Linked DNA regions of Homo sapiens: region 2 is linked to region 1. A link is a contact called in ENCODE Hi-C or POLR2A ChIA-PET data. All regions are on one chromosome and are shown on one strand. The core of a region is the stretch at or near the end of the contact, and the rest is flanking DNA. Distances in the headings are between cores, read along the strand shown. Region 1 overlaps ADARB2 (adenosine deaminase RNA specific B2 (inactive)). Region 2 holds the start of ADARB2 (adenosine deaminase RNA specific B2 (inactive)).

Region 1 (6,628 bases), core at 1,889-4,388:
TTTCAGGAGGAGCCAGAAATCTCGATTTACTGGTGTAAGAGAGTCCCACATTTAAAATGCAAGAGGAGTGAACGTCACTGGAATTGAGATAGATGAAGTACATGTAACTGGTTTAGGGTTGGAAGAGGAAAGAAGAGAGAACACGCGAATCTCTGTTCTAAGTCTCCCACTCAGACCTCCCACACAGACCTCTGTGCTCTCAGTGCTCATTGTGTGTGAGAATTATCTGCAAGAACTCTAGAAAGTCGTGGAGCCCTGGGCCCCACCAGAGAGGCTCATCAGCTGCACGCGTGGGTGCCGTGGGAGCCCGGATGCTGGGGAGGCCGGATTTCAGCCCTGCTCCCCTTGGCCAAGGCCTTGGATAGCAAACCTGGAAAGTCAAACCAAATCCATCTACGACTGGGTGAGACTCAGGTGAAGGGTTGTCAAGTTATCTGGTGATTCTGATGCAGCATTAGGGTTGGGAACCCCAGTAACATTTAAATTACTTGAGCTCTTCAGTTGCAAGTTATTGAAAACAAGTGAAAACAAAAAGACTAAATAAACATTCTCCACACACACACTCACACTTCTCGTAAACAGAATTTGGCAAGATAAGCTCTTGCTGGTCTGGGAGCTGGACTTCTTTATAGCTCTTGAGGGGAAGGAGAGGAGGTGCCTGCTGCTGAGTGGAGACCCTGTGGGCTCACCCATGCCCTGCCCTGACCTGCTCCCGGCCCTGGGTTGTGGGCGAAGCTATAGCCTCACACTTCATTTTGGGCCAAGGGTTAGGTGGGGTAAATAAAGGTCATGGAACATGACTTGGGATATCTGACTTATTCCTAAAGTGTAGTTGGAATAAAGCAGGAAGAAAAGAATATAGACATTTGGGAACGGACATGGTTTAGGGAAAAAGTTTAGGTATTACAAAATGTGCAAAAAGATGTTTGTTTTGCAATTTATGTTTTCAGGCTGGTGTGAACTAAATACAGATTGACAGCTCTGAAGAACCAAGAGTGGTCAGAAAAACAAAAGTGTGGTGGTAGCTCTTCACCTACTGGGAGTTAAAAACACGTGCCGCGGGTGTGAGGAGAGCTTGGCATGATTCCACAGAGGAGGAAGAAAAAAGGAAACAAACAAACAAACAAACAGATGAAAGGGAATTTGTTGAATTTACAATGAATTAGAGTCTTTCCATTGTACTAATTTAAAAGTTAATATATCAGCTTCAAATTTTTCATAAATTGTGGTAATTTCCAAGAAGGTCATCTACATGTTTCTTGGTTTGCTTTGAGAAAGCACTCAATATAAAGAATCCATTCCATTACTTTTTATGTATTAAAATCTCTCTTAAGCATCTGACTATTTCATAATTTATAAGCTAGTGTAGACTTTTGAGGCAAGCATTTTCTTTGAAAAGATACAGACATTATCTCAGATTTGGCAAAGAAAAAAAAAAAGGATGTACAAACATCCTACAGTTGGCACTGCCTTTTAAAGCACATCCAAAAATGACCCACAGCAAAGTGACAATGGTAATATTTGCTCACATCACATGAGCAGGTCTGAGTAGCCAATGACCTGTGTCTGGGTTGCTGGTGTGATGTATTACAGTTTCTACAATTTGCTGCAGGCAGAAATCTTAATTAAGGCCTTTCCTAAAGAGTGACCTTCAGGGAGGGCATTACTGAATTGGTGTGAAAATAGACAAGTGGCCAAATTGCCCTGGTGGGACGGTGGAGAACTTGGATATCTCTCTCCCACCAAAGAATGGGCTGTGCTGGATATAGGCCAGGCTGCAGGATCAATGATCAATGATCAATGAGCCCTGCACCCCATGAAATAGCCTAACACTGGGGAGACGTGAAAGGGAGGACTTTTCTTTTTGGCGAATGCACGTCCGCTCCTCACACTGGAATATTCTGCATCTCCCTGCATGCATGTCTTCTCTGTGAATTCTGGGCCTGCGCGAGTCTGAGAAGAGCAATGCTCCCTAACAGCATACGTGTATCTGTGTTTCCTCGGGGGAAAACGCTCGCATATCTGCGGTCCTTGACGATATCGTCTGACAGGTTTTAGAAGGAGATGGTTTCTTCTTGGTCAGCAAACCAGGATGAGATGGGAACACATTCCGATCTGATCAGGGAGACCTTATACAGTGTTTGCCCTCCTTTTTGAGAGAAATTGGAAGGCATCCTCCACTAAGGTGAAGATGGATTGTGCAGCTTCAGGGGGCACAGGCTCCTGGCCGGGTGCCAGCAAGCGCGACTGCGCACCTCGGATCAGTGAGGCTTGCTTCTGCCAGATTTCTCGCGGCTGTGTGAAGTATTGCAGCCAAATGTCTCTCAATTTGCTCATTTCTTGGCCAAAGTTACTCCCTGATACTTAAACTCTAAGACATTGATCAACTTCTCATGCACTTGTGGAGGCCCACGGATGCATCTGACCTTCCCTTTCAGCAAGGCGTGACCGTGCCTCTCTGGGAGCTTCTGCACCGGATGCACCTGACCTTCCCTTTCAGCAAGGCGTGACAGTGCCTCTCTGGGAGCTTCTGCACCGGATGCACCTGACCTTCCCTTTCAGCAAGGCGTGACCGTGCCTTTCTGGGAGCTTCTGCAATCAGGGCAGTGGATCTACCCAAGTCGTCTGGTCACAGTTCTCAGTATCCTCTGATCTAACATTTTCCTGTGAGTCCAGAGGAACAAATACCTTCACAGCCGCCACTTAATGTGTTGCCCATTAGTAGCGGATCCGCAAGTCTCGAGCTTTCTGTTTGCATTAGCGGAAGAAAAACAACAAAGTCAATCTCAGAGTTTTTTAAACCACTGGGAAAACTATAAAGATGGCAAATGCTTTTGAGTAACAATTATTAGGCAGAAGACACCACGGTTATTTCAACCTGCCTGGTCTTTAGGTAAGACGAACTCTGAACTTCTCAAACCAGCACTTTCTGAAGCCTAGAAGAAGAATATGTAAGGAAGAAGAGACTCCAACACAATTGTATACAAGAAATGCTGGATGAGGGATCCTAATAATTAGCATATTAGGATCAAACACTCTTGGGTGTCTCTCTTGGGTGAAATATCTGGTGAGCCTGAATGAGAGGGGGTCAAAATACTGTGGGATATTTAAATTAAAATGTCTCCATACACCACATACTTTCATATCATGAGGGTCTGTCTAGGCAAGCTGCTGCTACAGGTGCACGGACAACAAAGACCTCAGCCTTGCAGCTGACTGACAATTTTGTGATAAACAGAAGCACACGTTAGCTGTCAGGTAAGTGAGCCTGTGCAAGATGCTGTCATCAGAGAATACATGAAAAACCAGGAGGCCCAGGAGAAGAAGCAACACTAACAACGGCCTAGGAGAAGAAGCAAGCCTAACGCCAGCCCCTTTAGTGGAAGGCTTCACCCAGGACTTGCCTTGGGAACTTGCCCTGGAGGAAGAGTAGGATTCCACCACTCAGAAAGGCAATAATGGGATGATAATAGCAGGCAATAGTATACTATAGATTATATGGAAATAATAATTAAGAATAGTAGGTTAAATGTTAAGATAACCTTATATCTGAAAGCACTTAACTGTTTACAAGGTAAGTTCCAATATATTAATTCAAATGACCACTGAAAAAATCCTCTGAGGTTTCTTTTACTACTGCTTTTAATTTTTATTTTAATTTAATTTTGTTTTTCTGAGACAGAGTCTCGCTCTGTGGCCCAGGCTGGAGTGCAGTGAGACAATCAGGGCTTACTGCAACCTCTGCCTCCTGGGTTCAAATGATTCTCCTGCCTCAGCTTCCCCAGTAGCTGGGATTACAGGTGTGTGCCATCCTGCCCAGCTAATTTTTGTATTTTTAGTAGAGATGGGGTTTCTCCATGTTGTCCAGGCTGGTCTTGAACTCCTGACCTCAAGTGATCTGCTCTCTTTGGCTTCCCAAAGTGCTGGAATCACCCGCCTGAGCCAAGACAGCCAGCCTGCTATTGTTTTTTTAAATAAGCCGTTAAATGGCTCACCCAAGACAATATACACATGAAAGTAAGAATCCAGAGCTGAACTTGGTTCTCTGTTTCCAAGGACCATACCCCAGTTGTCTCATGAACTACATACGTCAGCAGATAGGATGCCATGTCTAAGCCTTACAGGATTACCATGCTGAAGGAAGAGGACCTTGAAGTCCACATCATGGCAGGTGCTTCATATCTCTTAGGAACAATGAAAAAGTAACTGGCCAGAGGAAATGCCTTCTGCAGTCCTCACAATTTTATAATTTCTTTTTGTTTATGTATTTATTTAATTGTTATTATTTTTTAAGAGACAGACTCTTGCTCTGTGGCCCAGGTTGAAGGGCAGTGGCATGATCATGGCTCACACAAGCCTCAACCAGGCTTAAGCAATCCTCCCACCTCAGCCTCCCAAGTAGTTGGGATTACAGGTGTAAGCCACCACACCCGGCTAATTGTTTTTATTTTTTGTAGAGACAGGGTTGTGCCACGTTGCCCAGGCTGGTCTGGAACTCCTGGGCTCAAGCAATCCTCCCATCTTGGCCTCCTAAAGTGCTAGGATTACAGGCATGAGCCACCGTGCCTGGCTTATTATTTCTTTTTAGGAACCATTTTGAAACCTTTTATTTAACTGGAGTTTTACAATCTTACTGACACCTAGCATTTGTGTGCCTACAGAATGTTAAGAAATCCTGATAACTCAAAAAAGCCCATTCTTTGTTTCACCATTTTGTCAGCTCTAGAGTCATCCTGCCTGACAATTAGCAGGGCCAATTCATAAGGAGTCCCAAAACCAACACACACTGTTTTTGTGGAAATTAAAAATGGAATAAACAAAGTCAGATGTAATGAGACCCACAGTCTGGAGAAAATCCTACCCCTAGACTTGACAATGAGCCTGCCATAACCTACCTTTCTTTATGTTTTTGTGTATACATGCTACCCCTCAACAAGGCAAGGAGCTTGTCTGTAGCAAGATTTCAGAAAAAAAGAAAAAGAAATCAGAGTGGAAAGACCTTTCTGTCTCCGCTGTTCATGGCTGAGTGATTCGCCTCTTTGAGTTGTAGTTTCTCCTGTTAAAAAGTAGATAAATTTCCCTTGCTTGTCTAACTGGATTGTTGTAAAAATCAAAGGAGATAAGACAGCAGAAAGCTACTTCTAATTTGTAAATTGCTACAAAATGAGAGTTATTGTTATGTATCTCTCTTGGCCTTTAATAGTTGTTGATAAGATCATTTTTGTGATATAAGCATCACTCATTTGTTCTATAACTCTTCATTGAGTTTCTGCTTTTTGATTTAGGGAACTGAGTAGCTGGCAAGACAGGGAAGCATATAGTTTAGTGGCAGAAGGCAGAGTGAACCATCAATAAGTGAACAATAAGCGCCACACAGAGAAGTAAAACTAAGTAATGGGATGAGAATGAGAATGGCTGGGGGAGGGGCTTCAGAGATAGGGATTGTTATGTGTTCAACGGTGTCCCACCCAGAAAATACATGTTGGTGTCCTAACCCATGGGACCTCAGGATGTGACTGTGTTTGGATATTGGGTCCTAGCTCGTTAAGAGGAGACCCCACTGCGGTAGAGTGGGTCCATGGTCCAGTATGTTGGTGTCCTTATCAAAGAGAGTCGTGAGGGAACACAGGAGAGTACCACGTGACGCTAAGGCAGAGATTGAAGGAGCAGGAAGGATCATCCCCTGCGGCCTTCAGAGGGAGTGCAGTCCTGCTGACACCTTGATTCTGGACTTCTGGCTTCCAGAACTATGAGAGGATGGATTTCAGTTGCTTTAAGAGCCCAGGTTTGCAGGACTTTGTGTTGGCAGCCCTAGAAGGCTAATAGGTGGTCCAAGAACACCTGTCTACAGGTGCAGCATTTCACCTGGGACTCGACTAAGGAGGGAGGCAGGGATGCAAGTCAGGGAGTGTCCCGGGTGCTGGGGGACCCCGGCCTTCTGAGTCTCACAATCAGAAGGTGGGCAAGACAGCTGGAGGGGAGCAGGTAGGGAAGGAGGTGGGAGACGAGGCCAGGAGGGAGAGCAGGGCTTTGTAGGGGGAGGTGATGTGCTTGGACTTCATGCCAAGTACCATGAGAGGCCTGGGAGAGCTTTAAACACAGGTCGCTGCTGACACGGAGCTCAGGCCTTGATGCCAGCATCTAATCCCCACGCACTTGCCGAGCAAGGCCACACGAAATGCTCCCAAGAAGGACTGTGACTTTAAAACCCTAAAAGGGACAGGTCACAGCACATTTTTAAAGTTTGTGACATGACATTTTCTGTTGCTATTCAATAGTTGTAAAAATGCTTCATCAGAACTTTTAAAGCATGCAACAGCCACCACCTAATGTACACTTCGATTAAGTCAGTGAAATTGGCTCCAGACTCAGAAATCAAATCAGGATTCCAATTTTTGGCAACATAGTATCTATCATAGTATTTTATTTTTGCTATTGGATAATGGAAGTATTTATGCTATTTATAAAGTATTAGGTGGTGCAGGTTACAGAAAAATTTAAATTCCTAATTTTTAAGTGCTAATTTGCAGTCAGTAGCTTTGTTCCATCTTTTTGTTTATTTCTTTGGGTATATTTTTGTATTAAGTAGATATAGTTTAGTTTCAGACCATGATAGATTCAGGTCACA
Region 2 (6,628 bases), core at 1,651-4,150, 250 kb after region 1:
ACAGGCAACAGGGTCAGCATGTATCTTAATTGTCTTTATTCCCCCATAAGAACAGCCCTTACCTTGTGCTTCTGTCAGTGTCTTCAGTTAGCACCTAATAGAGCCACACTAAATTCCTTAACAGTCTCTCATACACACGTGGATTTTAAATTGTGGCAAGTATAGAGTTTTAATATCAGATAAGCTTAAAATTGAGGTTATTCTATTCATTTATGGTTGTTAAGATTCATGACAATTAGAACATAATTTAAACTCACCATTGTTTTTATAAAATAAAAAATATCAGCATCTGTAATAACTAGGTATCATAGATGAAGTAATCAATTCCCAGGAAAATGCAAATAATTATTTAATGTGTCTCTTAGCTGGTTACTTTACCTTTTAATTTGATCAGTTACATCTACATGGTTAACGTTTCCCCAAAAATTGAATCTTTAGCCGTTTGATTTGACTTTCCTATCAAGATAGCTGCCGGCAGGTGCCCTGGGAAATTCTCCCGCACGCCAGAAATCTCTTCGTAACAGAAATCAGTGTACAAAACCTGAATGCCCTTTCCCGCTTCAATTTTTGGCTATGAAAATTAAGGGACTTGACATATTCAAAATAACCAAGGTATGGAAATATTTGCTATAGGAGTTTTATTTTGAATTGCTAAAGTTAAGTTTATAGCAAATGAAGTCTTTCCCCAGATTTCCTTTTTCCCCCTAAATTGAATACTTTCTAAGCTAGCATGACTGACGCTTCCTGGCAAGGCAAGTGAATTTGGAGAAAGGCAACACTTTCCTCCTGTTTATATTTATAAAATGCATTATTGCGAACTATTACTCCACATTCTTCAACTCTAAATATTTAAATAGACTAATCAAAAAATATTGGGAAATGTGAACATTTCAAGTGTAAAGATGATGCTTCCTTTTTCCTCTTTTAAAAGTCATATTCATTATTCAATCCGGTGACTTTCTCAATATCAATGCCACTTTGTGTTGGCATTATCTTTGGAGGACACTAACAGGTCTGTTTCAAAATGATAATTTCAAACAACAAAGTGAATCGCAAGCGCACACTTAGCAGCTGAGAGGTAAATGAGAACCACAACATCACCTCCCTTCTGAAACCAAAGGCTCCAAAACCTTTTGAGGAAGTTGTGGGGGCCAATCCCTCCCAGTGGTCCTGACGTTCGGTCATAATGAATGACTGTTTGCTATTGACATTTATGCCTGCTGACTGTCTGGATAATTTCTATTATTGGAAGAGGCAATAAAGGACCTGGTGACGGTTCGAGGGCACACAGGAAACGGTCTGGTAGAAACTTATCTTAGGCCAATGCAAAGATGAAAATTCTTCAGGAAAGATGGACAACCCCAAACACACCTAACGTTGCCTCCTGCTTTCAAACAACTGGCAAAGCTGATCAATTCTAGCTGTGTTTTTCCAACCGTTCTTTATACTTCTACCTCACTTAAAAAAAATCAGCACATTTCAAATCATGATTAGAACTGAACTTTCTCCTGCAGGCTCACTAGGAACTGACAATAACACAGGTTCCTCTAGGAGAGAAGGGTCGGCATGAGAAGAATCTTTTAATTCTTCCTGGCATGCACACAGGCTACGATGGCACTGGGGGCATTGCTCTCATATTGGAGCGATTGCTAATTTTGCAAAATCCCCAGTGTGAAAGCCCTCCCTTGCTGTAGCATTGACTAACTTCAGCGCGGCCCAGCCCCAGGAATATCAGTAACAAGGCACAGCTGAGTTTGTCAGTGGCCGCTGTCAGCCGGCTGCTTTTCCTGCTTTCCTGGTTTGCGGTTTTTTTCTACCACTAACAAAATATGATGCTTCTTTCTGTTTTCCTGTATTCATTTCTGCTTATTTCTCCAAGGACGAGCCCTGTGTTCTCTTTACGACCCAATGTTTACAAATCGACGGGCACCACATTGAGTAAAAACTGCCAGCCAATTTGGAGAGGCGATCGCAGGGCTTCGCCTATCCCTTCCTCCGGGACAGTTTGGATGGGAGTAGCTGGCGCGAGGGCTCGTTCCCCCGTTTTTGGGTAATTCCTTTGGCACTGGGAGACGAGATGGCCTCCGGAGGGTGGAAGGCAGTGCCAGCCCGGCCGGCCACTGGGGACTGCGGGGCCCGGAGACGCGCGGGGTCCCCGGGGAGCTCCTCGCCGCCCTCGCCCCACTTCGTCCGGGTCCCTCAAACATGTCGCAGCGTGGCTGCTCACTGTCCCCTCTGGGCAAGAGGAGGCCCCAGACATTTCCACGGGATCTGAACTCCCGAGCGCCCTGCACGGAGCAGCCATCCCGCCAGCACCCCAAAGTGAAGCTGCTCACAACGGACAAGCCCGGAGACCCCATGAGAGGCCGGGGTGGAGAAGCCGGGGGTGAAGGGGGGCAGGGGCCGGCGCGCCACGCGGTCCTTACCTTTCCGCTTGGACCTCCGCCTCCTCCTCCTCTTGGACTTGCATTTGAGTTGACTGCTCAGCCCTCCAGACCCTCTGCCGCTCCCCAGGACCGAGGCCATGGCCGAGACCCAGGCGCGGAGCCCAGAGCCGCCTCCCTCCTGCACCTGCACCTGCCTCCTTCCCGGCAGCCGCCGCCGCCGCTGCTGCGAAGCTTGAGGTTGCAAACCCGGGAGCGGCTCACTTTTCAGGACTGAGCAGGAAAGCGCGCTCCGTCTCTCTGTCTCTCGAATTGTTCTCTATGACTTGCTCCCACTGGGCTGGGGGCCTCGGCTGGGCGCCTGGAGCGAGCTGCTCCCTGGTCAGGGAGGGCGGGGAAGGGCGCGCGGCGTCCTGAGTGCTCCGAGCTTCCCGCGGGCTCTGCCTCCTGCTCTGGGCTCCCAGCGCAGGGAGGCTACTTTTGCGCCTCTGCTAGTTGTTTGGCACCAGCCACTTTGAAGCCAATCACGCAGGGAGCTTGTCTATTTGCTGCAGCAGCGTCTAATTAGATCCAATCACAACTGCTTTCTGGCTCTGACATCAGCAGCAGCACCAGCCGCACCGCCGCCTGGCCGCTTGCAAACTCAGCTCCCGTTTGGACGGTGAAGCTCCCAGGACCGGCGGCTGGAGGGAGGCTGCTCCCGGGGAACAAGGACGCGGCGCGGGTGCGTCTGGGAGAGACCGGGGGAGCCTCCAGGAGGGACCCTGCCCGGGAGGACGAGGCCTCCTGCCGCAGCCTCGCGGACAGCTCAGCTCGCCCTGCTCAGAAAGACACAGGGACGGGTTTTTCCAACCAACAGTTTTTAACTAGTCAATTCATTACCATGCTCCTTGTGTCAAGGGGGGGAAATACCTCTTTCAGAAATGCAGAGACCGCACTTCCTCAGAAACGGACTGAGGTTTGCAATTCCCCAGGAGACAGCGTCCTGAGGGGCATTTATTCCTCAGAGCCTGCATGCTTGTCTGTTTGCCTCTTCTTTCCCCTCTTCATATTCCTTGGCCGTTTCCAATGCAAAAGATAAATCTTGCATAAAGACAGAGGTTTTGGGATCTGAGTCTGATTTTTGCCGTCAGGAATTTCATGTGTTGCTTTATTTAGGGAACAATGACACAAAAGGAAGAGAAAGCTCTCAGCGGAGAGTTTTGTTGCCAAATGTAATATTTGGATGGAAGAAAGTAACATTTACAAAGAGGTGGATTGCACACTGAAATAGTTTTAAGCAATTTTTTTTTCCAGGAATGTCCTATGTTTCAAGATTATACTTATGGAACCCTGGAAGTCTTATGTAAAATATAAAGAGGAATAGAATCTGGTAATCATCATTGCATCTTGTATTTAAATCACATAAGCTTTTAATTACAATAGTCATGTTTTTAAAAAAATCCACTCTAAAATTCATTAGCACACATTAACATGTTGATATAAAAATGGCACACAAATATTTCTGCTATTCATTGCCTCACATGCAACCTTTTCAGCTGCTTATGTGCCTAGAAATTTCCAGATAATTTTTATCATAAGAAAAAAGAATCACTCTGGGGGACATTGGAAATAATTAGGATGATCCTGTGTTGTTATGTGCTGAGCTGATAGATCGTAGCTCAGTTTTCATTGATGAGAGAGAGTAAGACATTTGATTTCAAATCTTAACTCTACTGCTATGACCTCGGGTAAGTTAAACCGTGCCTCAGTTTCCTCATCTGTAAACTGGGGATAACAACGTCACCCACCTCATAAGTTCATTCATACTCGTTGAATCAGTATCAACCAGTATAGACAGGAACTGGAACATGTTAATTACTCTATGATTATTTATTAAATTTTTTCCAGCAAATAATTTGGAAGGAATGAGCGTATGTTGCAGACAAGCCTCAGAAAGACAGGGCTTCTGCGTTTTCCTTTTAGAATGTTGAACCTTCTAGTCCAACTCAGACTGAGGACCACAATCAAACCAACATCCCTCTTCAGGGCTGGCTTCAACAACCCTGTTCCCATGACAGCACAGCTCAGCTCTGCTGATAATTCCCAGCGAGGGTTGAGAAGGCACATAGCTCTCTCACTTCCTCTCTGCAATACCCGAGATATTTGAGTGCTTAAACTATATCGAGAAACACAGCTCTAGGACTCTGCCTGTGAAACTTCTGAGCTTCACACAATGTGCTGCACTAATCCAGAGTTGCCCTATTTCTGTATCTGCAGAAAACCCATCAGGGGGTGGAGTCACCGAAGGAAGGTGCTTCAGAAGAGCTTCACACACACACACAGCCCCCACAAGGTGGTCAGCATTTATTAATGGCCCCAATAGCTCCATCATCACACGGAGCAACCGTGCTGTCTGGGAGACTCGTATACATGAACCCTTGTTTCACTCCAAGGGCAGGTATGGTGGCCGGAAAGTAACGTGTCTGTTAAATGTTCTTCTGATGTTGGTGGAGTGGGGAAACAAAACTGAAAACTGTCTTTGAACACTTCATTTAGACCCTAATTTGAAAGTTACGATCGAAATTTTGGCAAACCTTTTTCTTGAAGTTCCTCCAATTGGTTCTTTTTTGTATAATTTATGAAAATGCTGTTTTCACAGATACTTGCTGTTTTCTGTATTTTATTTATTTTGCATAAGACGATGCATAATAGATGATGCTAGGGCGACGGCTAGGCGAGAAAGCCTTTGTTTCTCATCACAGAGGGGCTTTAAAGAAGAGGCTCGCAGCGACAAGTGCGTTAACTCCAGCGTGGTTTCCAGCACGTCTCACTCTGCTGTTGCAAGCAGGGCTGCGAGTGAGCAGTGCTGGTAAGCTGCCATTCCCCGATGAGCCTCCTCACCTCCTGCCTGTTTCCCACAGTGCCTCAGCGCAGCTTTGCAACGTGGTGGGATGAGCAGCAGTTGGAAGAGGCTTCAGGAGCAGGAGCCAATCTCGCCCGGTGCCCATCAGGAGATGTCGCTGTGGTGTCCCCAGCTACTTCATGCTCAGTCCCTGCTCTTCCCACAAAACAAAGCACCAGCAGAGAGGTTGCAAGGAGGAACAGGCAGCTACAAAGCCAACTGCAGCCCGGCATGAACCTATAGGGGTCGGGGGGAGACGGGTGAGGCATAGAAAGGAGCCCTTGGCTGGATAGAAGGGGCAGTGCTGCCTCCGCAGTGAGTCCCCACACCCAAATGGCATGTGTGTGCCAGGAGGAAGAGTTTTCTCAATCAAGGCCAGAAAGGGTCCTCTTGTTGGAGTTGCTTAAAGCTCCCCCAACTCACTGTTGCTCTCATCAGTCCTACAATGTTACAGGTCTCCTGTGTGATATTTTGCTTGTTTCTTCAATGTCTGTCTCTCCATAGATCACAAGCACCACAGGAGGCAAAACCACGTCTCTCTGTGGCTTTGCGGCTGTGCGGGCACTGACCTGGGACACAAGTGTCCTTGCAGGGCAGAGGCTGATATTTACCACTGGGGCAGTGCTTGCTCTGCTCAAGGTATGGTTCTGAGCTTAAATGTTATAGTGACTCTCAGTTAATGCACAAGACCTCGATGGCGGCAGGACTGAAACAATATTCATTTCAGAGGCTCAGACAACTTAGGTAACTTGCTAGAAGTCACACGGGTTACTAGTCAGGATTCACATTCAGCACATCCTAACTTCACAGTCTGGGGTTGTTACCACTACGCCCTGCTGGTATTTTATCCTGCAGCCTGAAATTGGTAGATTTTGTGAACTTCTACAAGCCTTCTTGAGATAAGCAAAAAATACATTAAATAGTGACTCAAAGCTTCAGTAAGCCTATGTGTGTGCATAATATACACACATATAAACATATCAGAATTTTTCTTTCCTCAGAATGAACATACAATGTGGACAGAAAGACCTTATCATCCTCATTTTTCCCCTGAGGTTACGAAGGTGAAGTGTGAGGTCTGGATTCGTGTCATGTTGCCAGATAGCAGCAGAGCCATGACCCGAATGTAAGGTTCCAATACATTCCCGAAATAACAGCCATGAGAAATTTCATAGATTCACATAACTGCCCTGATCTTTTATTTCTGCAAAAGAGAGACCTAAGGCATCCTTCCTGCGGCTGACCACACAGCTTGCATCTTTTAACCCATATTCAGATCATCTTGTGCCCACTCCCGAATGTTTTCCTCTCAACTCCTTGACCTGTCTGAAGACATGGACAACTATTCTTTGCTTCAAAG

Evidence for each region. A loop is a pair of places that touch in the nucleus more often than their neighbours do. ChIA-PET counts read pairs that join two places held with the same protein, here RNA polymerase II (POLR2A). Pooled maps may share reads with other maps.
Region 2: a map of B cell shows a loop between it and region 1 (15-fold over the local background). The contact joins the promoter of ADARB2 here to the enhancer-like site in region 1. A Hi-C loop is called at or near these places in 2 of 168 maps with a recorded cell type or tissue (B cell and GM12878), 11 of 37 single-sample maps with no recorded cell type and 5 of 50 pooled maps. POLR2A ChIA-PET finds 5 or more read pairs at or near these places in 1 of 52 experiments (endothelial cell of umbilical vein).

What each region holds. Positions count from the first base shown.
Region 1 is chr10:1,486,798-1,493,425 of GRCh38, forward strand. All of the region lies in intron 1 of ADARB2 (adenosine deaminase RNA specific B2 (inactive)), which reads right to left. Among named protein-coding and RNA genes, the nearest start is that of ADARB2-AS1, 37 kb to the right of the region's middle. RefSeq lists an enhancer at 2,282-2,331 and a silencer at 2,474-2,640. Within about 2 kb of position 3,139, at least 3 of the 41 ENCODE cell types and tissues checked have a DNase peak (open chromatin) inside an H3K27ac peak, as active enhancers do; they include B cell and GM12878, where a contact is called at or near this core.
Region 2 is chr10:1,734,625-1,741,252 of GRCh38, forward strand. ADARB2 (adenosine deaminase RNA specific B2 (inactive)) reads right to left here and starts at 2,901. Exons shown (of 10, transcript NM_018702.4): 1 at 2,427-2,901. The coding sequence starts at 2,526. RefSeq lists an enhancer at 2,233-2,829 and a silencer at 2,791-2,850.